5 separate regions of the Homo sapiens genome follow, and all the other regions are linked to region 3. A link is a loop called in an ENCODE intact Hi-C map of the cell type or tissue named here. Cell type or tissue: heart right ventricle. All regions are shown on one strand.

Region 1 (5,000 bases), 51 kb after region 3:
AACTGTATGGGGAAAACTGCCCCCACGATTCAATTATCTCCCACTGGGTCCCTCCCACAACAGGTGGGAATTATGGGAGCTACAATTCAATATGAGATTTGGGTGGGGACACAGCCAAACCATATCAATATTTCAACTTCACTATGTCTTAATATTACTCTAGTTAACCTTTATTGAGCAAATGTCATGTGCCAGGCTCCATGCTAAGTGATTTACATACATTATCTCATCTAATTTTCCCAACCTGATGAGCTATTACATAATACGTCCTAACAGGTAAATGATACATCAACATTTTCATTTGTTTTATGTAAATATCTAATGATGTTGAGTTTATTAGATTCTGCAGATGAAATATCCCCAGACACATTGTCATCTTCTAAATAATGCTGAGAAGATATGTACATTTATATATTGGCCAACACACACTTCTCTAGTGCAATGAAATTTGAACCACAGTGATGTGCAATTGCAGATTCTTCATTCTTAAAAGAGGCTAAAAACATCTAATTGTAATGAAGTTTGATGCCCATGATTTGGCAAGGCCCAAGGCCAGTGATGCCCTGAAGGTTTCATGCTGTGCACTAATTGATCAGAGTGTGGAGCACCACATTGAGTCTATCTAGGCTTAGCGGGAACGATTGTGTGGATCGATTAGTCCTCTGCATGGCTTAGGATCGGCAGCAAACTGTGTGTGCCAATCCTGTAACAGCAACAACAACTCGAGGAAGCTACTTTATAATTCCATTTTGCGGATGAGGAAACTGAGGCCCAAGGAAATAATTTTCCTAAAGTCACAGTTAGTAAGAGGCAAAGCTTGAATCACCCCTAAGTGTGTTGGGTGCAGGGCTGATGCTGGCAGCTCTCATGTTATTATGACAGCACCCCCTAATGTGACACCAACCCCTGTCTGGACCTTCAGCAGAAACGGGATAATGAGGGCTGCTTCTGGTTGGAGTTGCAGCCCCTTTCAGCTCCAGAATCCAAGTTCCACTTTTCTGAGCCCATCCTCCAAACACTTCCAACCACCCCAAGAGTTCCTAGGATCTGGGGGCTCCAGGTGGAGTCTCCTCCTTCCCCAGCATTCCGCGGGACTGGGAGGACTTGTCGTGGCCTGGCTTCCAGAGCATGCCTTTTGGCATGGCCGATCCCCAGCGGACCCTCCACCCCGACCGCACTGCACTCAGGGTCGTGCAGGTCCAGCACTCCAGTCCTGTCCTCCCCGGGTGAGGATTGATCCCGGCGCTTCCCTCAGCCACCTCTGTCGAGAGATGCAATTTACCACCAGCTCGGAGGTCACCGTAGAGGAACCCGGCCGCCTGCAGGCGCTTTTCTGCTGCTGCAAAAACCACTGAAAGGGCCACTTTGTGAGCCGCAGCGCTGCTTTCACAATCAGAGGAGCAGCCATGGGTCCGCAAGCTCTGGAGCCTCCTTGCGACTCCCCAGTAGGCTCGAAATCCCAGAAACCTCGGCTGCACCCCGCTCCGCGCATTCAGGAGAGGCTATGCCAGGACTGGCGGGCAGAGCGCAGCCTGCACGCGCGCCCCATGGCGCAGGATGGGGAGGAAGACGCCACAGAGACCTGCCGACACTCGTCATCCCTAAGCTGCCTGCACCCCTGCTTTGGGCCAGGCATGCCTGAGCGACTCACTCCCCTTTCGATCTTTGTATTAATAGCAGCTCTGTGAGGGAGCAGGTACTGTTACTATCGTGCCCATTTCTCAGAGGGCAAAACTGAGGCTCTGGGAAGTTAAATGACTTTCCGGAGGTTTCTCAGCAGGAAGGAGCAAAAACCTGGATTTAAACTCGAATAGTTCAACTCCAGAACCAATGGTTTTAAGGTAATCCCGGGTGACTCCACAGCACCCACAGTTTGATAAAGATAAAGTCACGATTTCAGCCTCAAAAGCCAACTGCACAGGGATCATGCGCCACGTGGCTTAACAGCAACAAAGGTGACAGATCCTTGGCCATAAGCCCTTCCCACTCTGGTCGCCTGTTCAACTGCGCCACCTACAGGTTGAGTTGCTCACTGTTTCTTTGGAGCCACATGGAGTTCGTTCATTCCTTCCTTCGTTCGTTCGTTCATTCATTCATTCATTCATTCATTTGACGTGTCATTCCACAGACATTTATTAATTTCTGTTCTGAGCCAGGAGCACGGAACTGGGCAGGATGCTGGGGTACAAAAGATGTCTATAGTCTAGCACAGGAGACAGACAAACTACCATAATACAGGATCAACTGATAGTGAAAAGGGAGAGAAGGAAGGAGGGCTGCCTGGAGGAGCAGTCTTTTCAGTTAAGATCTGAAGGATGAGTAGAAGTTATCCAGGCAAAGTATGGTCAAGAAGTGTGTACCAGGGCCAGGCACAGTGGCTCACGCCTGTAATCCCAGCACTTTCAGAGGCCAAGGCGGGAGGATGACTTGATGCCAGAAGTTCCAGACCAGACTGGGTGACACAGTAAGATCCTGCCTCTACAAAACAAATTTTTAAAAAATTAGCCAAGCATAGTGGCTCACATCTGTGGTCCTAGTTATTCAGGAGGCTGAAGTGGGAGGATCACTTGAGCCCAGGAGTTGGAGGCTACAGTGAGCTATGATTGTACCACTGCACTCCAGCCTAGGTGACAGAGCAAGACCCTGTCAAAAGAAAGAAAAGGAAAGAAGGAAGGAAGGAAGGAGGGGAAGGAGGGGAAAGAGGGGAAGGAAGGAAGGAAGGAAGGAAAGAAGGACAGAAGGAAGGAAGGGAGGGAGGGAGGGAGAGAAGGAAGGAAGGGAGGGAGGAAGGAAGGAAGGAAGAGAAATATGTTCCAGGCAGAAGAAACAGCATGGATGAAGACCCCAGGGTGAGCACAGACACAGCACAGACTCTCAGTCCTCAGTTATAAGAGGAACCAAGCCAAGTTCCACGTGACTGACACACAAAGTAAGAGATGCCAATGAGTGGCTTCCATGTTTTCTGTCATCTCACTGCCTCCATTATTTGAGATGGCCAATCGAGGTTGTCTCAGCCTTATGCAAAGCATAATGCAAGTATAGTTTGAGGCAAGGGTGCAGTCATAGCTCATGGTAACCTCAAAACAGCCTGCCTTCTACACAGGAAAACCTGAGCCCCCTCTGGAGAGAGGAAGAGTGGTAAGAAGTGGTGGGGGAGGAGAGCAGCTCATAATGGGTCTTGCAAGTCAGGTTAGCTCATTTGGCCTTTTTTGAGCAAATGGCAAATGGCAAATCATTAAATGTGTGGTGATAGGACACTAGACCAGCTTCTCCTTCTCACTGGAGAACTCTGGGAACAGAGAGACCGCTTGGCTGCCTTTAGGTTCCTAGGAAGCCTGGACCAACAAATGCATGCTTCTCAGTTTGGAACTTGTAACTGAGTCCAGACTTGGACCGCTCACTGCGTAACAGCCAGTAAGTTGAGAGACAAGTAGTCAGAGCAAGGAAAGCGACTGTATTTTGGAAAGCCAGCAAGCTGAGAAGACGGCAGACCAATGTCCTAAGAAGCTGCCTTAAAAGGCATGAATCTGGGCTGGGCACGGTGGCTCACGCCTGTAATCCCAGCACTTTGGGAGGCTGAGGCAGGCGGATCATGAGGTCAGGAGATCGAGACGATCCTGGCAAACACGGTGAAACCCCGTCTCTACTAAAAATACAAAATTAGCTGGGCATGGTGGCACGCACCTGTACTCTCAGCTACTTAGGAGGCTGAGGCAGGAGAATCGCTTGAACCAGGGAGTCAGAGGTTGCAGTGAGCCAAGATCGCCACTGGACTTGAGCCTGGTGACAGAGCGAGACTCCGTCTCAAAAAAATAAAAAAATAAAAATAAAAAAGGCATGAATCTGAAGCTTCTTTTTATATTGGGGAAGGGGGAACAAGGTGGGGTTGAGCTCAGTGGGAACTGGTGACCACAGACATCTGGGCATCAGCAGGAGTCCGAGGAGGTTGCAGAACTTCTTTGTCCTTGGTCAGATCACGATGCCCCTATAAATATTTAATTCAACATTGTTGTTTGTATGTACATCCTCATCTCCTTGGGTTTTAGTTTTGGGAAGGGGCCACTCTCATCCTTGCTTTGAAATTAAATTAGAAACAACATTTGTCCCATAGTTAGCTTGGCCTATGTGCAGGATTGAGCAAAGGCAGTTCTCTTGTGAGGTTAGAAGCAAGATGGAGCCAGCTACGTCAGATTTCTGTCACTGTTACAAAATCATATGACTTCTTTTTTCGAGGGCGGAGGAGGATGTTGAAGGCAGTCGCTCTAAAGGCCAGGAAAGGAGAGGATGTTTCTGCCCATTGCCATTGGTCTATCAGCACCCATTGTCCCCTGGAGCAGGACCCGAGGGAAGGACTCAGTCCAGAGCTGCTCACACTTTGCCAACCTTGCCCCAACCATCTCCAGCTGCCTCATAAGCCTCCTTCTCCTAATAGAGACCAAGGGGCCCCTGCAACAGAGATACCCCAACTTCCTCCTCTCTGCAACCAGATTCTTGAGCATCTTCCTGCTCTCCTTCCAGACCTCGTCTCCACTCCAGGAGAAGCATCTCCTCTTTTCCTTTGAGTCTAACTTCTCTGTCCTGTTTTCCAAGACTGACTTCCACCTATTGTCCCATCTCTCTTGAGTCTTCAATATTTTTTTCATCCTCCCCCTGCCAATGGGCATACTTAAGTTTCCAGAATTAAACAAACAACTCTTTTTTTCATCCTGGCCACCATCTTTCCTTTTCTCTCTCCTTTTCTCTACTGTCACACTTTTCTCCACAAAAGCAACCTCTGTTCATGGCCCTGCTTCCTCATGCTAGGGAAGTTTGTGTAACATCAACAAGGCTACCACTCCTTAAGCATTCCCTATCTGCCAGTTCTGTGTCACTTTGTATACATCGAGCTCATTCATTTCTAATACAGCCATGTGAATTTTGATCATCCTCATTTTACAGATAGGGAAACTGAGGCTCAGGGGAGGGACAATGAAGTCAATTGCTTAGTCATACTACTGGCT
Region 2 (5,000 bases), 280 kb after region 3:
GATGCTTTTGCTCACGTCCACCGCCTTTGAAACAACATGCCTGGACAGACCACACCCATAAGCAGCTCTCCGCAAAGACCCAGGCAGATGCCCCAGCCCCCTCCAGCTCACAAGGCAGCCAGCTACTCCTTCATCAGAGCTCCAACAGCAGGCACAGAGAAGCAGCACGGGCAGCGGGGAGGGGAAGCAGTGGGGCCTGTGGGGGCCCCCGCCACCCACAGAGCTAGTCTCTGTAGAAGGTGCTGTGTGGCAAGGACCAGGAAGGGAACTGCGCTACAGAGAGCTGACATCACTTCTGCATCTTTAACTTTCCCCAGGATCCAAGATTCAGCCCTGCTTCCCCCAGCCCCTCCCCAGCCCCACTGTGCATTAGGCAGCTCAGGTTAAAATGGGGAGAAGGTCAACCATTGCTTCTAGACAAAATACAGAGTTAGGTTTCCGAGAGCCTCTGGTCACAACATTTTCATCAACTGATCAATATGTAACTTTGCTTTATGTGTGTTTCTGTTTAAAGTCACCTTATTTAATATGTAGTTGATGCAATAACATTGACATCATGGCCAACATTACTATAATTCATGCCTTAATAAAGCCTGTCTAACATATGCCTTTCTCAGTAAGGCACATACAGTCTTGCTGTGCTTAGGAATACTAGATAGCACTTCGCACTACACTTGGGGGCCGTTGTACTCTAAGCACAATTTAGTGGAATTGTAAATCAGTGACAGAAAGAAATTTGGGAAATTCACAAATATGTGACAATTAAGACACTCCCAAATAAATATTGGATCAAAAAAGAAACCACCGGCTGGGCATGGTGGCTCATGCCTGTAATCCCAGCACTTTGGGAGGCTGAGGAGGGCAGATCATGAGGTCAGGAGTTCAAGACCAGCCTGGCCAACATAGTGAAATCCCATCTCTACTAAAAATACAAAAAATCAGTAGAGCGTGTTGGCAGAAGCCTGTAATCCCAGCTACTTGGGAGGCTGAGGTAGAATTGCTTGAACCTGGGAGATGGAAGTTGCAGTGAACAGAGATTGCATCATTGCACTCCAGCCTGGGTGACAGTGCAAGACTCTGTCTCAAAAAAAAAAAAATTAAAAAATTAAAAAATAAACCAACAGAGAAATTAGAAAATATTTTGAGGTGAGTAAAAATGACACAACATATAAAAATTAGAGGATGTAGCTTAAGCAGTTATTAGGGAGAAATTTACAGCTGTGAACACCTACATTAAAAAAGAAGAAAGATCTCAAATCAATAACCTAACTCTACACTCTCAGACTCAAGAAAAGGGAGAGTGAATGAAATCATGTAGGGCCTTATGGGCCATTGTAAGGACATCATCTTCCATAACCTCTGAGTATCTTTTGTGTTCTGAGACTTGGAGAAAAATCCAAAAGATGAAGAACAAACCCACGGGCTTAAAGAAAACTAAAAAAAAACCCAGTCAATTCTCATTATTCATGGATTTCATATTTCACTAGAATTTATTTGTAACCCTAAAATCAATACTTGCAATGCCTTTAGGGACATGTGCCAAGCAGCAAAAATTTTAGTCACCCACTGTGCTTGTTCCCAGCTGAGGTCAAATAAGGCAACACTCTACCCTCTTGTTTCAGCTCTTATACTGTAAACTCATGTCCTTTTTTGCAGCCTATATAGGCTGCCACAATTTTCACATTTTTGTTTTGTTGGTGAGTTTGCTCCCTAGCGCTGAAGTGCTATCTAATATTCCTAAGCACAGGAAGGCTGTATGTGCCTTACTGAAAAAATATATGTGTTAGGTAAGCTTTATTCAGGCATGAGTTATATAGTGCTGTTGGCCATTATTTCAATGTTATTGAATCAACTATATATTAAACAAGGTGACTTTAAACAAGAACACACATAAAACAAAGTTACGTATCGATCAGTTAATGACAACGTTGTGACCAGAGGCTCTCGGGAACCGAACTCTATATTTCTTCTAGAAGCAATGGTTCAGTATTCACTAATTCAGTGTTTGTGGCAGCTTTATAGAACATAGCTAGCCCAAATAGCAAGAATTGATTGTACATGTCCAGTTCTAAAGGTAATCTGACCATGATATCTCTCATCCACACAGACTGAATAGACTGGCTGGAGAATGCCCCTTTCACTCCTTCATCTATTCATTCCAAAATTGTGAATTGCATGTCATGGGCGATGAGGCTTCCACTGGAGACCTCCTGCATAAAAGGAGAAACTATGGCTGCTGTCCGCAGTGCTGATATCTAAAGCCAGCTTCTCTCAAGAGAAGCAGCATCAAAAAAATTGAAATCCACACAACTGAATCTGAGGACCCTGGTTCCTACTCCCCAAAGGTCAAAGACAGTAGGTTGCCCCAAAAGACTAAGTCATTAAGAATGCATGAAGAGAGAGCATTAATCCCATCTTGGTGGGGCAAGATAACATCCACAAGAACTGAGGGACATCATTCTAGATTTGTAGGAATCCTGGAAAGAGTCAAACTTGGGAGCAAGATTACTTATCTCCTCTGGATCCCACATTTAGCCAACCCTGTGCCACAGATGCCTAAGCCTTAGTAGCAGCTTAACCAAGTTTTCTAAGCCACTTTATATATCTTTATATCTCCTCTGACTCTATGGAAGTTTTGAGATCTCCTGCTATCTCTTGTGACTAGCCTCCTGAGACCCTGAACCCCAGCAGTGATCCTCTAAGGACCAGAAACTCTACAGAGGTATTGCAAAAACGTTCCAACGCTGGGCGTGGTGGCTCACGCAGCCCTTTGGGAGCAGCACTTTGGGAGGCCGAGGTGGGCGGATCACGAGGTCAGGAGTTCGAGACCAGCCCGACAAACATAGTGAAACCCCGTCTCTACTAAAATATATACAAAAAAATTAGCCGGGCGTGGTGGCACATGACTGTAATCCCACCTACTCAGGAGGTTGAGGCAGGAGAATCACTTGAACCTGGGAGGTGAGCTGAGATCGCACCACTGCACTCCACCCTGGGTGACAGAGTGAGATTCTGTCTCAAAACAAAAACAAAAACAAATGTTCCAAAGGAGTATAAATAGAATTTCAGGGAAAGCAATGCATTGGAGAAGCCAAGAGAAGAGAGTGTTTCACTGAGACAATTATCAGTTGCAAGTGCCAAAGAAGGCAACAGTAGAGAAATTATGCAATATGAGATGTTTTTGCAACCCAGAATTTATTCTGATTTTGCTTGGAAAGAACCACTTCTTCCCCATTCTCAGCCCTTGTGTTTTGAGTGAAGCTGAATCTACCCAGAGACAGAGCATATAATCCAAGCCTAAGCCAATCAATGCATCCCATTCTTCTAATCATGGTGTTCAACTGGAAGTTGAAACAGCCAGGCATGGTGACTTGCACCTTTAATCCCAGCTACTCAGAAGGCTTAAGCCCAGAAATTCAAGGCTGCAGTGAACTATGATTACACAACTGCCCTCCAGCCTGGGCAACAGAATAAGACCTCATCTCTAATAAGTAAAAAAAGAAGTTGAAACATGCCTCAAACAAGGCAATAAAGCTCAATCAAGATTGTCCTACAATATGTGCTTAAGCTATCAGTCCTTCTGGACTCAGCATTATGTATATGTAGAAGCTAGAGCTAGTGCAGCCATCTTGCAACAACACTGGACAGAGAATGGTGTGAACACTGATGAATTAGAACCAAGACTCAAAGGCAGAAAAACCAGGACCTGTTGACATCTTTTGAATTCAAGTGTAAGCTGAGCCTGAAGCCAGACTCCCTTATACATGAGCTAATTTGTTTCATTCTTTAGCCTAAGCTAGTTCACGGTTGTTTGATTCTGATATCTGCAATATATAGAGTTTTACCTGAATTAGAAATAAGTGCTGGATGCAGAATGTTTTGAGTGATGCATGATAAAATGTGGAATTTACAAGGGCCAAATCGATGGGGTATAGGGCAATAAAAGCCCCTCCGACACAGCTGGGAAGTTGTGCTTTCAATAAGCCCCCATCACCATGGGTAATCTGTGCATTCTCTTGACCCATAAAAAAGTCTAATTAGTAAAAGAATGTTTTTTCACTCTGAAAGGCCAAGGCAGGCGGATCACTTGAGCTCAGGAGTTCGAGACCAGTCTGGGCAACATGGCAAAATCCCATCTCTACAAAAAATACAAAAGTTAGCCAGGCACAGTGGCATGTGCCTGTAGTCCCAGCTACTTGGGAGGCTGAGGCAGGAGAATAGCTTGAACCCAGTGGGTGGAGGCTGCAGTGAGTCGACACTGTGCCACTGCGCTCCAGCCTGGGTGGCAGCAGTGAAACCCTGTCTCAAAAAAAAAAAAAGTCTCTTACACTAGAAAAATGGTACTAACTTTTGCCAGAAACATATGTGTACCCTTTGGGGAAAAAGGGTCCTAGAAAATTAATGTAACCAAGCTTATATTTCTCTATTTCAACAACTGATGCTATTGGCTTAAGCTAAGACTATACACAGAAATAGTATCCAGGTCATTGAATTAGAGTCCAATTAATAAATAAGAATGGTCTTCTACCATGCCACCACCCTCATCAGCCCAGCAAGAAAGACTTTCCTTGTCTTCAACAAGGAAGACCTTGTTGATTGCTTCTTAGAACCCTCCCATCCGACTACATAATATAAATGTGATCCTGGAAATGTGAGTCCCTTTGACCCCACACCTGACTCATATTAGCCTTAGGTCCTATGAAGATAATTTGGTAAACTTTGGGTCTTATTGAGATAGCTGGTTGGGCGCGGTGACTCACACCTGTAGTCCCAGCACTTTGGGAGGCTGAAGTAGGTGGATCACTTGAAGTCAGGAGTTCGAGACCAGCCTAGCCAACACAATGAAACCCCGTCTCTACTAAAAATACAAAAGAAATAGCCTGACATGTTGGAGCATGCCTATAATCCCAGCTACTCAGGAGGCTGAAGCACGATAATTACTTGAACCCAAGAGGCAGAGATTGCAGTGAACTGAGATCACGCCACTGCACTCCAGCCTG
Region 3 (5,000 bases):
TCTTTTTTTTTTTTAAGAGAGAAAGGGTCTTACTATGTTGCCTAGACTGGACTCAAAATCCTGGGCTCAAGCAATCCTCCTGCCTCAGCCTTCCAAGTAGCTGGGACAAGAGGTGCACTCCACCATGCCTGTCTCTATCTTTTTTAAAAGCATAATGTTGACATTAGAAGCTACATGTATTATTTATTTGGGGTTAGTGTTTGTTTAACCCCATCACTGTCCTTTTATATACAACTTTTCCATTCTTGAGCTTTTCCACACCATCACTCAGAATGTTGTTTTTCTTTTCAAGGGATTTTTTGAAGAGCAGGATCTAATGCTTTTCAAGATGTTGCATGCCATAAAACTTTTCTTTTGCCTTCACAGGCACGTTAGCTCTCGGATGTGGGTTTTATTTCGTTCAGACTAGGCTGACCTTTTAATGTACCCCACATAGCCATCTTATATCTCTGGGAAGGTCTCTTTAATGAAATCTTTGCCTATAGCTCTGTCCAATTTGTTCTGGGTTTCTTCTTCAATAACATCAGCAAACTACAAGTTGCCTATAACCACTCTGTCTTCCATTCTACTTTCTCTCTCATCAGCTCAATGTTGTGAATTTTATTTTAGAAGCGTAAGATCAGGCTCCGGTTTGTTCTAATGTTTATTTTTGACATCGCTAATTCTGCTCTTTACTGCTGTCAGCGTAGTTGTGTTTCTTTTTTATTCTTTTTGGTACTAGCTTACTTCACCCATACCTTGATTTTTCTGGTCTTAACTGTGTTTTCATGTCATCTTACTGTCTTTTCTCTTTCTTTCTTTTGTTTTCTTTCTTTTCTCTTCTTTCTTTTTTTCTTTTGTTAATTGAGACAGAGTCTTGCTTTGTTGCCCAGGCACTGGAGTGCAACGGCGCAATCTCAGCTCACTGCAGCCTTGACTTCCTGGGCTCAAGTGATCCTCCCACCTCAGCCCCATCAAGTAGCTGAGACTACAGGTATATACCACCATGCCTGGCTAATTTTTGTATTTTTTTGTAGGGACACGGTTTCACCATGTTGCCCAGGCTGGTCTCAAACTCCTGAGCTCAAGCAATCCAGTCACCTAGCCCTCCCAAAGTTCTGGGATTACAGGCGTGTGCCACCACGCTAGCCTTGTCTTTTTGCCTAAGCCTATGCTCAACTCTTGTCCTTCTGCTCAAATGTCCCCCAGGTTTTCTCTGATCACTTAATTTCCTCATTACACTTATTCTCTTTCTTTTCCTTTATCACAAGTTGTAATTATTTTTTTTTATTTTGCCCATTATCTCCTCCACCAAACCAGAGGCCCCATGAGGGCAGCAAGTACTACATCTATGTTATTTATAGCCGTGACTTCAGCACTTAGCAAGATGGCTGGTGAAGAGTGGGTGCTCAGCAAATATTTGCTGAGTAAGTACATGCCCATATTACTCTGGTTTGGATTCCCTTTGGCTGCACCAATATTGTTTTGAGTCAGAGGCTCCCAAACTTTAGTAATTGAAGGACCAACTTTTTACCATATTCAAGGACTTAGACTATTATTTTCTTAATATTTGTGTTTAGATCAATTTACATTTTCTACCTTCACTATGTGTTTAAGCTTCATCCTAAACGATGAAGTTGGTTAAGTAAAAGTGATGACCTGGTTCCAATTTTCTAAAATACATTAAAATAAGCATCTTTGCCTTGCCTAACTTTAATGAGACTCGTAGCCTGGAGTTTACGGGGACAGGTACTAGAGTCAAAACACTTGAATTTGTATCTTAGCTTCGCTATTCAGTACCTTGGGTCTTTGGGCGGGTTACTTCTCTGCCTAATTCCCTCAAATTATAATAAGGTTAAAATAAGGCTATAAAGTTAATAGTAATAGCTCCTTGATGATATTCTGTGGTATTTATATGAGATAATACATGTAAAAGCTCATATAGCTATGCCTACCACAAGGCATGTAAAAATGTAACTGTAAAAAATGTAAATTTCATCCGTGAATCACTTGTGAGCCACAAAGACGATAAGTAAACACACTTTGGGAAATTCTTTCTAAAGATCTCGGGCTACTGCATTTCCTCCAGGAGCTCACGTCTTCTTGATTTAGGCTTTGATTCCTTCCCATCTTATTCATTTAACAAGCACAATATTTGGTGGGTATGATTCATTCTCTTTTGCCTGCCTATGATGGCATGGCACAGTGACAAGGACTGAAGATACCACAGCCAGCAAGCAAGACACTGTGCCTTCCTGATGGGGTTCACAGACTAACTAGGGGGAAGGCAATAAACAGATATGCAAGATAATTACAGGTTGTGCTTAGAATGATGAGGAAATAAGCCAAATAAACCACTTCAGAGAGTGACACTGTGCCTTCCTGATGGGGTCCACAGTCTAACCTGAGGGGAAAGGCAATAGATAAACAGAGAGGCAAGATAATTACAGATGGTGCTTAGAGTGATGAGGAAATAAGCCACTTCAGAGACTGACATTTGAAAGTGGTGATATTCTAACTGAGACCTGAGCATGAGAAGGATTGAGCCACAGGAAGAGCCAGGGTAAAGTGATCCAGGCAGAAAGAACAGCACAGCCCTAGAGACAGAAAGGGAAAGGACTGGGGGATTCAAGAGTGTCTGCTAGTTCATCTTGCTGGGTTTTGCAAATGCCTTCCAGAACTGACATGCAGAGCTGGACCATTCTATACCAAAGCCTAGAAAAGAACTCACATGTGTATAGTTTAGGCAGGCTTTGAACCTGCAGGAGTATTAGTGACCCAACAACTACCCATGTGGTTTTAGGCACATCTGAGACATGAATTATATGTAGGCAGCTGACTTCCCAGTGCATGGCCCTTGCTCCCTCTATGATGAGAAAACCAACTCCTGCTCACCCCTTGCAATCATGGAGCTTAATGTATCCTGGTACGACAACAACATTCGGGAGTCAGATGGAAAGCATTCCTATCATTGGTTAATTTCCTCCAAGGAGGCAACAGGTGTTGGCTCCAACCACTGCAATTGGATCACCTCCAACTACCCACTAGGGGGCGCTGCTATGCTGCAAGAAGTGGGGCAGGCTTGCGGAACTCATCCCTGCAAAACCATTAATACCCCCGGGAGACTGAAGTGTGAAGTTGTAAAGCTTGGTGTTAACAAACAAAATAAACTCACTGACTCATGCAGTTGTTGGCTGAGGAGTTTGCCTGGGAAACATTCAGATCTGGTGGGAAAGGATGAGGGTGCAGATGGTGGAGGGTGGGGACTCCGTGGACAATTCAGGCAGGAAACTGGGAGGTGGAGGAGGTTTCAGAGCAGGGAAGCTGGCGTCAGGAAACGGCTGGGTTGACCGGCTCCATACTCAGCCTAGTGCTGGGCAGAATAGAAAACGTTATGTGCTTAGTAGCAGGATATTGAGAGCACTACATTCTAATGGTTTCTATATTCTCTGTGGAATGGGATGCAAGGTCACCTACTAAGAGTGGCAAGAAAGGGCAGGGTTTGGTCATTTGCAGAGAAAGGGAACGGTCTGAAATAGTCATGCAGAGCTAGAAAGCCAGTTGTCCAGAGACACATGGTGGAATTGTGCTGTGTGCTAAAGGCCCCTGAATTAGTCTGTTCTCATGCTACTAATAAAGACATACCCAAGACTGGGTAATCTGTAAAGGAAAGAGGTTTAATAGACTCACAGTTCAGCGTGGCTGAGGAGGCCTCAGAATCATGGCGAAAGGTGAAGGAAGAGCAAAAACACGTCTTACATGGCAACAGGCAAGAGAGAGAGCATGTGCAGGGGAATTCCCCTTTATAAAACCATCATGTCTCATGAGACTTATTCACTACCATGAGAACAGCATGGGAAAAACCCACCCTCATGATTTAATTACCTCCCACCAGGTCCCTCCCATGACACATAGGAATTACGGGAGCTACAATTTGATATTTGGGTGGGGACACAGCCAAACCATATCAGCCCCCTTTGTGTTGGCAATCAGATATCTGGAGTGGAACCAGCCTTTGATTTCAGGTGTTCTCCAGCAGTGCTCTGCCCTGCTGAGTATAGAGAGAGGGCACTCAGGTGCTCCTGGCACCCAGTGTTGCCTCAGGAAGCTTCTTGCACAGGTCCCTGGCCCTTTTTGAGGGTCTCCTGCAGGTACTCAGGGATGATCTGTCATTCTCTCTGGAGGTGGTGGCTCCAAAATTTCTATATGGGGGAAGGGGTAGGAGTGGCCCCATCAGAGGAAGGATAGAAAGCTTGTCTGGGAGTTGCCATGCATGCTGTTTCGTGGCATGCATTCACTCTGATTGACTAATGGAGACTAGAGGGGGATAAAGATCCCTTTGGCCTCCACTTGGTACCATCACTGTCCCCATGTGCCATTTTGTTTCCTGGATGCTAATGTCACTGGGGAACATCTCACGAGAGCAAGCTGACTCAGGCTGGAAGCTAGAAAGTAGAGCCTAGCTAGAGACAGGCACTGGGCTGCTCCCCACAGTTCTGATCATGAGTGAAGAGAGCTGTGGTGGGTCCTGAGCTGGCTGGGACAGACGTCAGAAGGGAGTGAGTGAGAGGTCACCAATTGAATTTGGTTATAGATTAGACATGGGTGTTGCTTGGACAACTGGTGAATGGTGGGGCCATTAACTGAGACATGAGAAGTGGTAAGTTGAGGAGAAATAACTGAAGTGTGTATGGAGAAAGAATGGTCAGTGGGGGGCAGGGGCGGGGAGGAAGAAAGAATGTGTTCCCAAAGGAAGAAAAACAAGTTTCAACAAGCAGGGAGTGGGCAAGTGCTTCAGAGGCCACAGAAAAGTGAAACATGACCAAGATTCGAGATGGAGTTGGCATTTAGGGTTGTGTTCGGAGAGTACCGCTTCAGAAGACGATGGGGTGGGAGGAGATGGAGCAAGAGGAGGATGAATGTGAGGTGAGGAAATGAAGCCATGCAGCTTTATTCCAAGAACTCTGGCTGGGAAGAAAAGGAGATATACAGGACTGTCGCAGGAGCAGGTGAAGGGATAG
Region 4 (5,000 bases), 540 kb after region 3:
CCACACTAGAAACAGGCCCAGTAAGTCATTACTGCAAAGTAAGACAGGCTCTTCCCCTGCTTACAAGAGGTTCTACTGTGCCTCCTGTCTCAAGGCAAGAGAACAACGGTTTAAAACCTTTATGGCTGGAAATGCCTAGAGACTTGAGGAAAGTAAATGATGGATAGTTGCCACTTGAAACAAAGTTCCTCTGTCTCTCCTCACTCCTAGTCAGGGGGTACCTTTAAAATTATCTCTTCCCCTACTTCTTGGTGTATCATGAGAACAAGGGAGACTCACTTCAGGTAGGTAAATTTTACCTGAAGTAAAGATAAAAACATTCCTGTTCATTCGAACACCACCTGACGAGGGGCCTCCTGCTTTTAGATGGGAAGAAAATGGCCTTCAGGAATTCCACAGGCTCCCTTGCTGGACAACAGGCGGCATTGTCACATTAGGTCCTATTTAAGTTATAGATAAGAGTGGTAAGAAGAGTTTCAGTGGAGACCTAAAGATTTCACTGACGTGGATTTCTAAGCTTATCTTTTAAACTTAAACCATTTAACTGGTTATCGTTTTTTCTTTTGTTGTTTGTTTGTTTGAGACAGTCTTGCTTGCTCTGTTGTCCAAGCTGAAGTGTAGTGGTGCGACCATAGTCACTGTGGCCTCAACCTCCTGGACGTAAGCAATCTTCCTGCCTCGGTCTCCTTAGTAATTGTGCCACCACACCTGGCTAACTTTTGCATTTTTTGTAGAGTTGGGGTTTCACCGTGTTGGCCAGGCTGGTCTCGAACTCCTAGGCTCAAACGATCCGCCCACTTCGACCTTCCAAAGTGTGGTGATTACAAGTGTGAGCCACCGCACCCGGCCTAACTGGTTATTTTTTAACCCCTTGAATGACAGCAACAAACGGGGAAGTTCTTTGAGCTGTGCTCTGCAGTTGAGGGTGGCCACTCCCGAGGCAGTCACCCGTTCCCTTGTCACCACAGACTCTGTTCTCCCTAGAACAAAAATGAGCTGTTACCTGTGTAGCCCACTGGATTTGTGTGTGCCAAGCACCAAGCAAGGCATCATAGAGTCCGGTAAGCTGCCGGTCCAGGGATAGGTCACTTTGACACAGCTCTTGCCAGGCTGCTAAAAGCTGCACCTGCAGAGACAGAACAAAGGGAACCTTATTGGGTACGTCAACATAGGTTGCCTGTGAACACTGCCCTGCCCTGCTACCCAGCGTAATCACGGATTGCTCAATGGGCTCACTGGGCAGCCCAGTGAGGTCCATTCACTTCAAAGAAAGGCAGGAAAAAAAAAAAAACATTTGCAGTTATCTGCACTGATTCACAGCTTTAATCTGTCACCCTGCGGATGTGATCCCCTCTCCATTTATCCTGCCCTAAAAACATGTAATGTGCAACCACTTGGCACACCATCACTCTTCTGAATAGATGTTGGGGCAAGAGCGGGCAGACATGTATGTTTAAGCTTCATGTCCTAACATCACTGCTTAAAAGACACAGAGCACTGGACTTGAAGGAATTAAGGTCAGTTCAGGAAGCTGTCAAGTTTTTTGGCAATCTAACTTCAGCAAACCTAGAAAACATAAAATTCCAAGCCAGGTGGAGTGGCACGCGCCTGTAGTCCCAACTCCTCACAAGGCTGAGACGGGAGGATCACTTGAGCCCAGGAGTTCAAGGCTGTAGTGCACCATGATCGGATCTGTGAATAGTCACCGCACTCCAGGCTGGGCAAAATAGTGAAACCCTATCTCTAAAGAAAAAAAGAGAAATTCTTACTGCCTTCTGAGGGTGTAATAAAGCTTAAGACATAAATCTCCCTTAAAAGACAAAAATGAGAATAAATTAAAACAACGTTTCAAGTCTATAATGAATCCAGCTGTAAACAGAAAAGAGAATGAAAACGGATAACTTTTTCCAACTGGCAATTAAACAAATCCATATGCTAGACCAAGAGCACCCCCTACTGGCTAACTAAGAGAAAAACAGCCAGAGGGCAAGGAGACAAATGTTCTTACCTTCTGAATTATGAACCTGCGATTCTGTGACCCAGAGTTATGAGCATTCCACAACTGCACAACTGTCATCGCGCACAGCTTCTTACCTTGTGACACTTGTAGTAGTAGGCCAGGAGCTGGGGCATCCGGTCAATTTCAGTAAACACCTTCACAAACACTTTGGACTGATCTAAAGAACATACAATGTATATATACTGTTACCAGCCTTTCTGGTGTAGACATGAGAAAAAACTCACCAGGATGAAGGTGGATATATGGAAGCTAGTATTCACAAGTTCCTGCCTAGATACTGAATTAACTCATGCATGAGGATCATAAATTTGAAAAATAAGCATGACGTGAAAACCAGATACTGCAAGGTATTCCCCACTGTTCCTCACAGAATTCATATTTTAACATGATACTGAGAGGTTATTTATGTCTTTCAAAATTCCTACTTCGATTATACCAGATGGGAACTTTAAAAAAGCAAACACACTGAACTGCTATATGTCAACATATCTGGTGGTTTGAGGAATAAGTAAATAATTTGGGCTGGTCGCGGTAGCTCATGCCTGTAATCCCAGCACTTTGGGAGGCTAAGGCAGGCGGATCACCTGAGGTCAGGAGTTCGAGACCAGCCTGGCCAACATGGCAAAACCCCATCTCTACTAAAAGAAAAACAAAAATTAGCTGAGCGTGGTGGTGCACACCTGTAATCCCAGCTCCTTGGGAGGCTGAGGGAGGAGAATTGGTTGAACCCGGGAGGCAGAGGTTGCAGTGAGCCAAGATCGCGCCACTGCACTCCAGCCTGGCCAACAGAGCAAGACTCCCTCTAAAACAAAGCAAAACAAAAAAACAAAACATAAAATCAAATAATTTGGTAACTATTAGCATTCCACACATAACAATGGATTCTAAGACCCAAGTTATGGGCTTAATATCAAGTAGTTTCTGACATATTTCCCTAAGGGCAGAGGAAATGACTGGGCAAAGCACTTGCTTCCAGGCTCACCGCTGGACAGACAGGAAGGTGGGTTTCAGTGCAGTCTCTGAATAGTGTGCACAGCAGCGCCACCTCTGGCTCCTGTCCGCCCCCTTCTGGCCAAAATGTACATGCCACAGCCTTAGAACTATATCAAAAGAAGGGAAAAAAAAGCCTTGAGCTAACAGGTCTCCAAACTTCTTATATTTGCTCTGTTCCCCTTCACTTCTGGGAAGCCCAATAAACTGCTGAGAAGGAAATGTTGTAACAGCAACCGCTGTGGGACACCCAGCTAAGCGCTGGAGACCTGCCAGTGGAACTTGACTTAATGGGCAGAAATCCATGAGTTAGAAAACGAATATTTGCCTTTAAAATGCTTATTATTTTCATAAGAACACTTAAATAAGTGAATCTTCCTGTTACATTTAAAATTATTCCATAGGCCAGGTGTGGTGGCTCACACCTGTAATCCCAGCATTTTGGGAGGCTGAGGTGGGAGGACTGTTTGAGCCCAGGAGTTCAAAAATGTCCTAGGCAACACAGGACCCCTCTACAAAAAATAGAAAAAATTAGCTGGGCATGATGTGCACCTGTAAACCCCAGGAGGCTGAGCTGGGAGTATCACTTGAGCCTGGGAGGACAAGGCTGCAGTGAACTGTGATCACATCACTGCACTTCAGCCTGAGTGACAGAGCAAGATTCTAGCTCAAAAAACAAAATTCTATAAATTGGGTTTGACCAGTGAGAAGCAAAAAAATTAATTAAAATAATTCTATAAAAAGTTGCTTCAGTGTATCAGCTGAATTCATTGGTTATATAAAATGAACTGGGCATGTATACTTGGCTATACTCACATTGTCATTTTAGGAGATGGAAAAGGGGAACATGTTGGGGATGAACAAATTTATCAGAGAATTCCCTTTAAAAACTGTTAGCTAGGCCGGGTGAGGTGGCTCATGACTATAATCCCAGTACTTTGGGAGGCTGAAGTGGGTGGATCATCTGGGGTCAGGAGCTCGAGACCAGCCTGGCCAATATGGTGAAACCCCGTCTCTACTAAAAATATAAAAAATTAACCAGGCGTGGTGGTGCATGCCTGTAATCCCAGCTACTCCAGAAGCTGAGGCGCTTGAACCCAAGAGCTGGAGGTTGCTGTGAGCCGAGATCACACCACTGCAGTCCAGCCTGGGCAACAGAGTGTAGACTCTGTCTCAAAAAAAATAAAAAGTAAAAACTGTTAGATAAAGAACTACCTCAGCCTTCCAGGAAACATGGCTGATTATAAACAGCACATTACCTGTGGGGCGGGGGAACCCTTCCTGATGCTTGCCAAAATTAAGATTAATCACCAAAAGAAAACATTGTTTTATCTGCGTTGAAGCCAGGAAAATATCTGTACTACATATTTCAGAGAATCCCAACTAGATATCTAATCACTTTGGGCCACAATGGGTGGGGAAGCTGGTAAAAGTCTGGGCGCTAAGGGTGGTGCAGAACAGTACAAAGGGCCAAAGACTGGGGGCCAAGGGGGCTTGGGCCAGGCATGGGAGGGAGGGCTGTTTCCACTGCGGCCCAGCAGAGGAGGCAGCCTATGGAGCTCAAAAGCGCCATTTTCGCCTTCTGAATCCATGTCCTGCCTAGAGTCAAGCCTGATTCAAATTTGTGCACAAAAGCTGTCAAAAACTGCTTATCTCCAAAACCAAACCCATGATGCTGAACCACCAGGCATCACTCAAATCCAACACCAGCTCCCAGAAGCCAGCTCACTCAGAAGGAAACAAACAAAAAAGCTTAAATGCATGGAGCCACCACCTCTCCATCCCCACTCCCACTCCCCCAACCCCACAGAACTGGATGTAACCCCAACCAGAAAAGTGAGCTCTGTAGTAGCCACAAATTCACAAGAGAATGTGAGGAACAAAGCTCCTAGATGGTAACTTTCCAACCCCCCAGCTCCAGCCTTAGAATTCTGTGAATGAAGAAAAGACTCAAAATAAAGAATTAACAAATGAGGAAGAGAGGGAATTA
Region 5 (5,000 bases), 79 kb after region 3:
TTATTTTTTGTAAAGATGGGAGTCTTACTATGTTGCCCATTCTGGCCTCAAACTCCTGGGCTCAAGCGATCCTCCCACCTCAGCCTCCCAAAGTGTTGAGAACTCAAGCTCGAGCCACTGCACCTGGCCCAATTTCCTTAATTCTTGGCCTTGCTTCCAATTTAAGACCAACCAGAGAAAGTCAAACATGCCCCCTAACAAATCACATAGGATTTCCTGCCCCTAGTTAACTTGCCTCTAGCTTCCTCTGGCCAGCAGCCTCCACTCAGGGCACACCTGAAGTCTCCCCTGCTTCCCGCCTCTACAGCCTCCCCACTCCTCTGCCTACCTTTGAGCCTCTACCAAACAAAAGTGAGGATGGCTGACTCCCTTGCTGGAGCAAGCCCCAAATAAATATCCTTTGCTTGTTCTCATTTAGGTGGTCTTTTAAAAATTACAACTGAATTTATATATTTGATAAAAACAAGTGATTCTCTTATCATATGGAAAATTTGGAAAACACTCTCCCAGACCCTTGCTGCTCAAAATGTGATTCCCAGAACAACAGCAGCAGCATTGAAATGTAGAATCTCAGTCCCCTCCCCAGACTTACTGATTTTTAACAAGAACCCCCAGGTGATCCTCCAGCACACCAAAGTGTAAAAAGCATTAACCAGGAGCATTGATCAAGTCAGTGGGTCTCAACCCTGGGTGCACATTAGAATCCTCTGGGCCTGATTAATTGGTCCTGGGTAGGACTTACACATCAGTGGTCGTAAAAGCTCTCCGGTTGATTCTTATGTGCAGCCGGTGCTGAGAATCATAGATGTAGGACAAGGGTTCCCACACTTTGGGCTATGTCAGAATCATCTGGAGAACTCACCAAGTACACAGAGGTCCTGACTTGATAAAAGAGGATGCGCCTGGGCCTTGTTTATCTTACCAAGTTCCCAGGTGATTCTGAAACTGACCAAAGTATGAAAACTGATCTAGGAGAAGTGCTCTAAGGGAAAGAATCCCATGGTGACCTCCTTGGAACTCCAAGGAGGGTGAGACGGTTCTTGTTTCTTCCCAATATCTTCTCCTTCCTCAATTCGACTTGGCCAGCACCATGGCTCATAAAGTTTATGGAATGAAAGAACTCAGAACTGGAGGGAACTGAAGGCATCTTCAAGTACAGAAAACAGGGATTTGTCAGCCAAATTCAGCTCATGACTGTGCATTTTTTTTAATTAGATAGTTTTATGGTTTTTAAGGTTTAAATCCATTGCCAACACTTTTTTTTTTTTTGGAGACAGAGTCTCACTCTGTCGCCCAGGCTGTAGTGCAGTGGCACGATCTCGGCTCACTGCAATTTATGCCTCCCGGGTTCAAGCGATTCTCCTGCCTCAGTATCCCGAGTAGTTGAGACTATAGGTGCATGCCACCACACCCGGCTTATTTTTTATATTAGTAGAGATGGGGTTTCACCATGTCAGCCAGGATGGTTTCAATCTCCTGACCTCATGATCCTCCTGCCTCAGCCTCCCAAAGTGCTGGGATTACAGGCATGAGCCACCACGCCCGGCCACCAACATTTTTTAAAAGGAGATTGAATTTTCAGATTCTTCTGGAAGATCAAAGACCTAGCAATAGTAGACTACATTCCTACATGACTGCAATTGGCCAGAACAGCCCCTTAAAATGCAGCATGTGCTCACCAGTTTGCCACCGTCCCTGCCTGATCCACATCACTCATTTTTGTTACCCGCTTGGCCCTGCGAGCATCTAATTTGGAGTCTTTCTTTATATAGAGAGAGTCCAACCTCGCCTTTTGTGGAAGAAAAAACCGAGCCCTATACTCCAGTGGAAGCTGTTTGTCCAACGTCCCTCACTTATGGCCAGAGCTGAGACGGGTCAAAATTCTGACTGCTTTTTGCTTGTAGGGGGTTGGGGATTCTGTTGGGTTAGTGTCTCCCTTCCTGAGATCCCAGCCAGAGGCCAAAGACCTAGAGATCCTCAGTTCCCACTTAGAATCCAGGGCAAAGCTCTCTGAAGCACTTTGCTCTTGGCTTTTGGGCTGTCACCTACTAAGACACACCTATGCAGCAATTTACTTAGCCTCTCTACGTGTCAACAAACTCATCTACACAATGAGAGTAACAACAGTGCCTGATCTATAGGGTTGTTTTGAGGGTTAAATTACACTGTGTTTGTAAACCATTATTCTGGCACTTGAGACATAGGAAGGGCTCCATAAGTGAACGTTAAATAACATTAATGATTTTTTTTCAACATATGTGCTCATCTGAGAGCACCACCACTGTCCAGCTTTAAAATGGTCTTCAGTTTCTGCCTGTCTCAAACTGACTCAGAAAGCAGTGTGTTGAGAGAGCCACCTATTGGAGAATAGCATTAGGCAAAGCTCTTAAAATGTGCTAAGCCTCAGCTTTTTGTCATCTGTAAAGTAGGGATAATAATAGCACTTACTCCTTAGAGTTGCCGTGAAGTTTAAATGAGATAATGCATGTAACAGCGTTGCTTATCAAGTGCCTAGCTCCCAATCAATAACCTTGGGGTTTTGACTCCTTGAAGCAGAGTCACCACCTAGTGGCATTAAGAGAGTAAGTAACTCCAGGCTTTGCAGGGCATAAGAGAAAACCATCATTCTCAGCAAACTATCGCAAGGATAAAAAACCAAACACCGCATGTTCTCACTCATAGGTGGGAATTGAACAATGAGAACACATGGACACAGGAAGGGAAACATCACACACCGGGGACTGTTGTGGGGTGGGGGGAGGGGGAGGGATAGCATTAGGAGATATACTTAATGCTAAATGATGAGTTAATGGGTGCAGCACACCAACATGGCACATGTATACATATGTAACAAACCTGCACGTTGTGCACATGTACCCTAAAACTTAAAGTATAATAATAAAAAAAAAGAATGGCAAAAATACAGCCCCCCATGAGTGGTGGGTACAGAGGTCTGATTTGACTGTGGAAGTCAAATTCAGGAAGTGACTGGCCCCTCCATGAGCTTAGGAGTTGTCCCCAAGTTCATCCCCGGACCACTCTCTGCCATTGCACTCCATTCTCCATGAACACCCTGGCTTTTCAGCTTGTTTGGGAATTCTCCTCTTGACCTTGGAGTCTGGAATGAACTTCCTGGCACCTGGGTTTGCTTCTTGGTTGTCTCAGTCATTGAGGCTGCTATCACAGAGCACCATAGACTGGGTGGCTTAAACAACAAAGTTCTTGAAGCTGGAAGTCTGAGATTAGGGTGCCAGCATGTTGGGTTCTTGGTGAAGGCTCTCTTCCTGGTTATGACCTTACAGGGTCTTTCCTTGGTGAGTGCAAGGAGACAGAGGGACAAGGGAGGAAGTGGGAGGGGAGGGAGGGGGAAGGAGAGAATGGAGAGATGGAGAGATGGAGGCAAGGAAGTGGAATAAGAAGGGGCAGAAGGAAGGTGAGGGGGAGATATCTTCTGTGTCTTTTAAATTTTTTTCATTTTTGTGGGTACATAGCAGCTGTATATATTTATGGGGTACATGAGATGTTTTGGGATAGGCATGCAATGTGCAATAATCACATAACAGAAAATGGGGAATCCATCCCCTTGAGCATTTATCCTTTTTGTTACAAACAATCCAATTATACTCATGGTTATTTTTAAACGTGCAGTTAAATTATTTTGACTATAGTCACCCTGTTGCGCTATCACATACTAGGTATTAATAATCACAGCATGGAAAATGGGGTATTCATCCCCTCAAACATGTATCCTTTGTGATTACAAACAATCCAATTATACTCTTTTAGTTATTTTAAAATGCAAAGTTAAATTATTATTGTGTGCCTTCCTCTTTTAATAAGAACCCTAATCTCACCATGAGGGCTCCACTCTCATGACCTAATCTAACCCTAATCACCTCCTGAAGCTTGGGAGACATGGTATTTAACCATGTTCAAATACCATCACACTGGAGGTTAGAGTTTCAACATATTAATTTTGGGGGGTATGAAAACATTCCATCCATAACAATGGTTACTTGGCTTACTGTTTGACCACTAGCTTGGTTAAGGTGGCCGGTTTCTGGACCCAACTATTTAGCTCATGGGTAGACCCGAATTTGACTGTGTGCCATTCTCATGGCTGAAGCCAGCTGGTCTTCCCTAGCATGGATAAGAGCTGCTCTTCTCCACTTCACAATGTGGCCAGCTAGAGATGCTCTTGCCCTTCCATAAGAGCCCTGGAAACTGCCCCTGTCCTGCCCAGAAAAACCCAAACCACAGTAAGGTGGCATCATCTACTCACTGTAAGCCACTCATCAGTCTACAAAAGTCCCCTGTGCTGGTTTCTAACAAGGTCACTTGAGGCTCCCCTTCTCTTCCACTATCCTCACCCTGTTTCTTACTTCTCCCCAAGCAGAAGCCATCATCAAGAGCAAGATATTCTTTCTGCAAAGAGAAAGAGTGCTGTTAGGATGAGTTGAGTTTGAGGATATCTTATTTTTTCCCACCATCCAAAAAACAGACAGGGAGAGCCATGCCATGTGAATGGTGCCTCTCTCCACCCTTTCTCTTCCTCCCAGTTTCTTTATTAAGACAGATAGAGGGGACTATACCCACGAAGAAGAAAACAGAAATTCATTCATTTCTTTCTTTCAATAAATATATAATAATCACCTACTATGAGCCAGGAACTGTTCTAGCTGCTAGAGATCCAGCTGAGAACAAAACAGACAAACATCCATCATCCCTGGACCTGAATTTCAAAGCAGAGATGGACAACAAATCAGATAAATAATGAAAACACATAGTGTGTTAGTGATAGGTGCTAAGGAAGAAAAAAACCAGGGAAATGAGAAGGTGACATTTGGATACAGACCTGGAAGTGGCAAAGGAGCCAAACATATGGATATTTGGGAGAAGAACATTCCAGGTAGAGGAAAGAGCAAGTGCAAAGCCCTGAGATGAGACTGTGGGTTGTTCCAGGAGCAATAAGGAGGCCATTGTGTCTGGGGTGAGTCAGG

Evidence for each region. Peaks named below come from ENCODE experiments on the same cell type or tissue, not always from the same donor. Only the 100,000 strongest peaks of a DNase experiment are listed, where the experiment ranks them.
Region 1: it touches region 3 in a loop (6-fold over the local background); 36 of 110 quality-filtered maps call a loop at or near these places.
Region 2: a loop joins it to region 3, with 4 times the contacts of the local background. A loop is called at or near these places in 6 of 110 quality-filtered maps.
Region 4: it touches region 3 in a loop (18-fold over the local background); 42 of 110 quality-filtered maps call a loop at or near these places.
Region 5: a loop joins it to region 3, with 8 times the contacts of the local background. A loop is called at or near these places in 21 of 110 quality-filtered maps.

Annotation. Positions count from the first base shown.
Region 1 is chr16:22,946,961-22,951,960 of GRCh38, forward strand. No RefSeq gene overlaps it. Among named protein-coding and RNA genes, the nearest start is that of HS3ST2, 140 kb to the left of the region's middle. RefSeq lists an enhancer at 2,056-2,105. In heart right ventricle, a CTCF peak has its summit at 2,021 (motif pointing left); a DNase peak (open chromatin) is centred at 1,991; H3K4me3 peaks cover 987 bases; H3K27me3 peaks cover 2,906 bases.
Region 2 is chr16:23,172,596-23,177,595 of GRCh38, forward strand. No RefSeq gene overlaps it. Among named protein-coding and RNA genes, the nearest start is that of SCNN1G, 7.6 kb to the right of the region's middle. RefSeq lists an enhancer at 1-134. In heart right ventricle, no CTCF peak of the experiment used is centred here; no DNase peak of the experiment used is centred here; H3K27me3 peaks cover 2,148 bases.
Region 3 is chr16:22,895,978-22,900,977 of GRCh38, forward strand. All of the region lies in intron 1 of HS3ST2 (heparan sulfate-glucosamine 3-sulfotransferase 2), which reads left to right. Among named protein-coding and RNA genes, the nearest start is that of HS3ST2, 84 kb to the left of the region's middle. In heart right ventricle, a CTCF peak has its summit at 3,027 (motif pointing right); a DNase peak (open chromatin) is centred at 3,034; H3K27ac peaks cover 579 bases; H3K27me3 peaks cover 2,280 bases.
Region 4 is chr16:23,432,542-23,437,541 of GRCh38, forward strand. COG7 (component of oligomeric golgi complex 7) reads right to left here. Exons shown (of 17, transcript NM_153603.4): 5 at 2,095-2,177; 6 at 1,004-1,126. Among named protein-coding and RNA genes, the nearest start is that of COG7, 18 kb to the right of the region's middle. In heart right ventricle, CTCF peaks have their summits at 1,966 (motif pointing left), 3,099 (motif pointing left) and 3,303; DNase peaks (open chromatin) are centred at 2,050 and 3,050.
Region 5 is chr16:22,975,014-22,980,013 of GRCh38, forward strand. No RefSeq gene overlaps it. Among named protein-coding and RNA genes, the nearest start is that of HS3ST2, 160 kb to the left of the region's middle. RefSeq lists a silencer at 1,758-1,938. In heart right ventricle, CTCF peaks have their summits at 2,401 (motif pointing left) and 2,621; no DNase peak of the experiment used is centred here; H3K27me3 peaks cover 723 bases.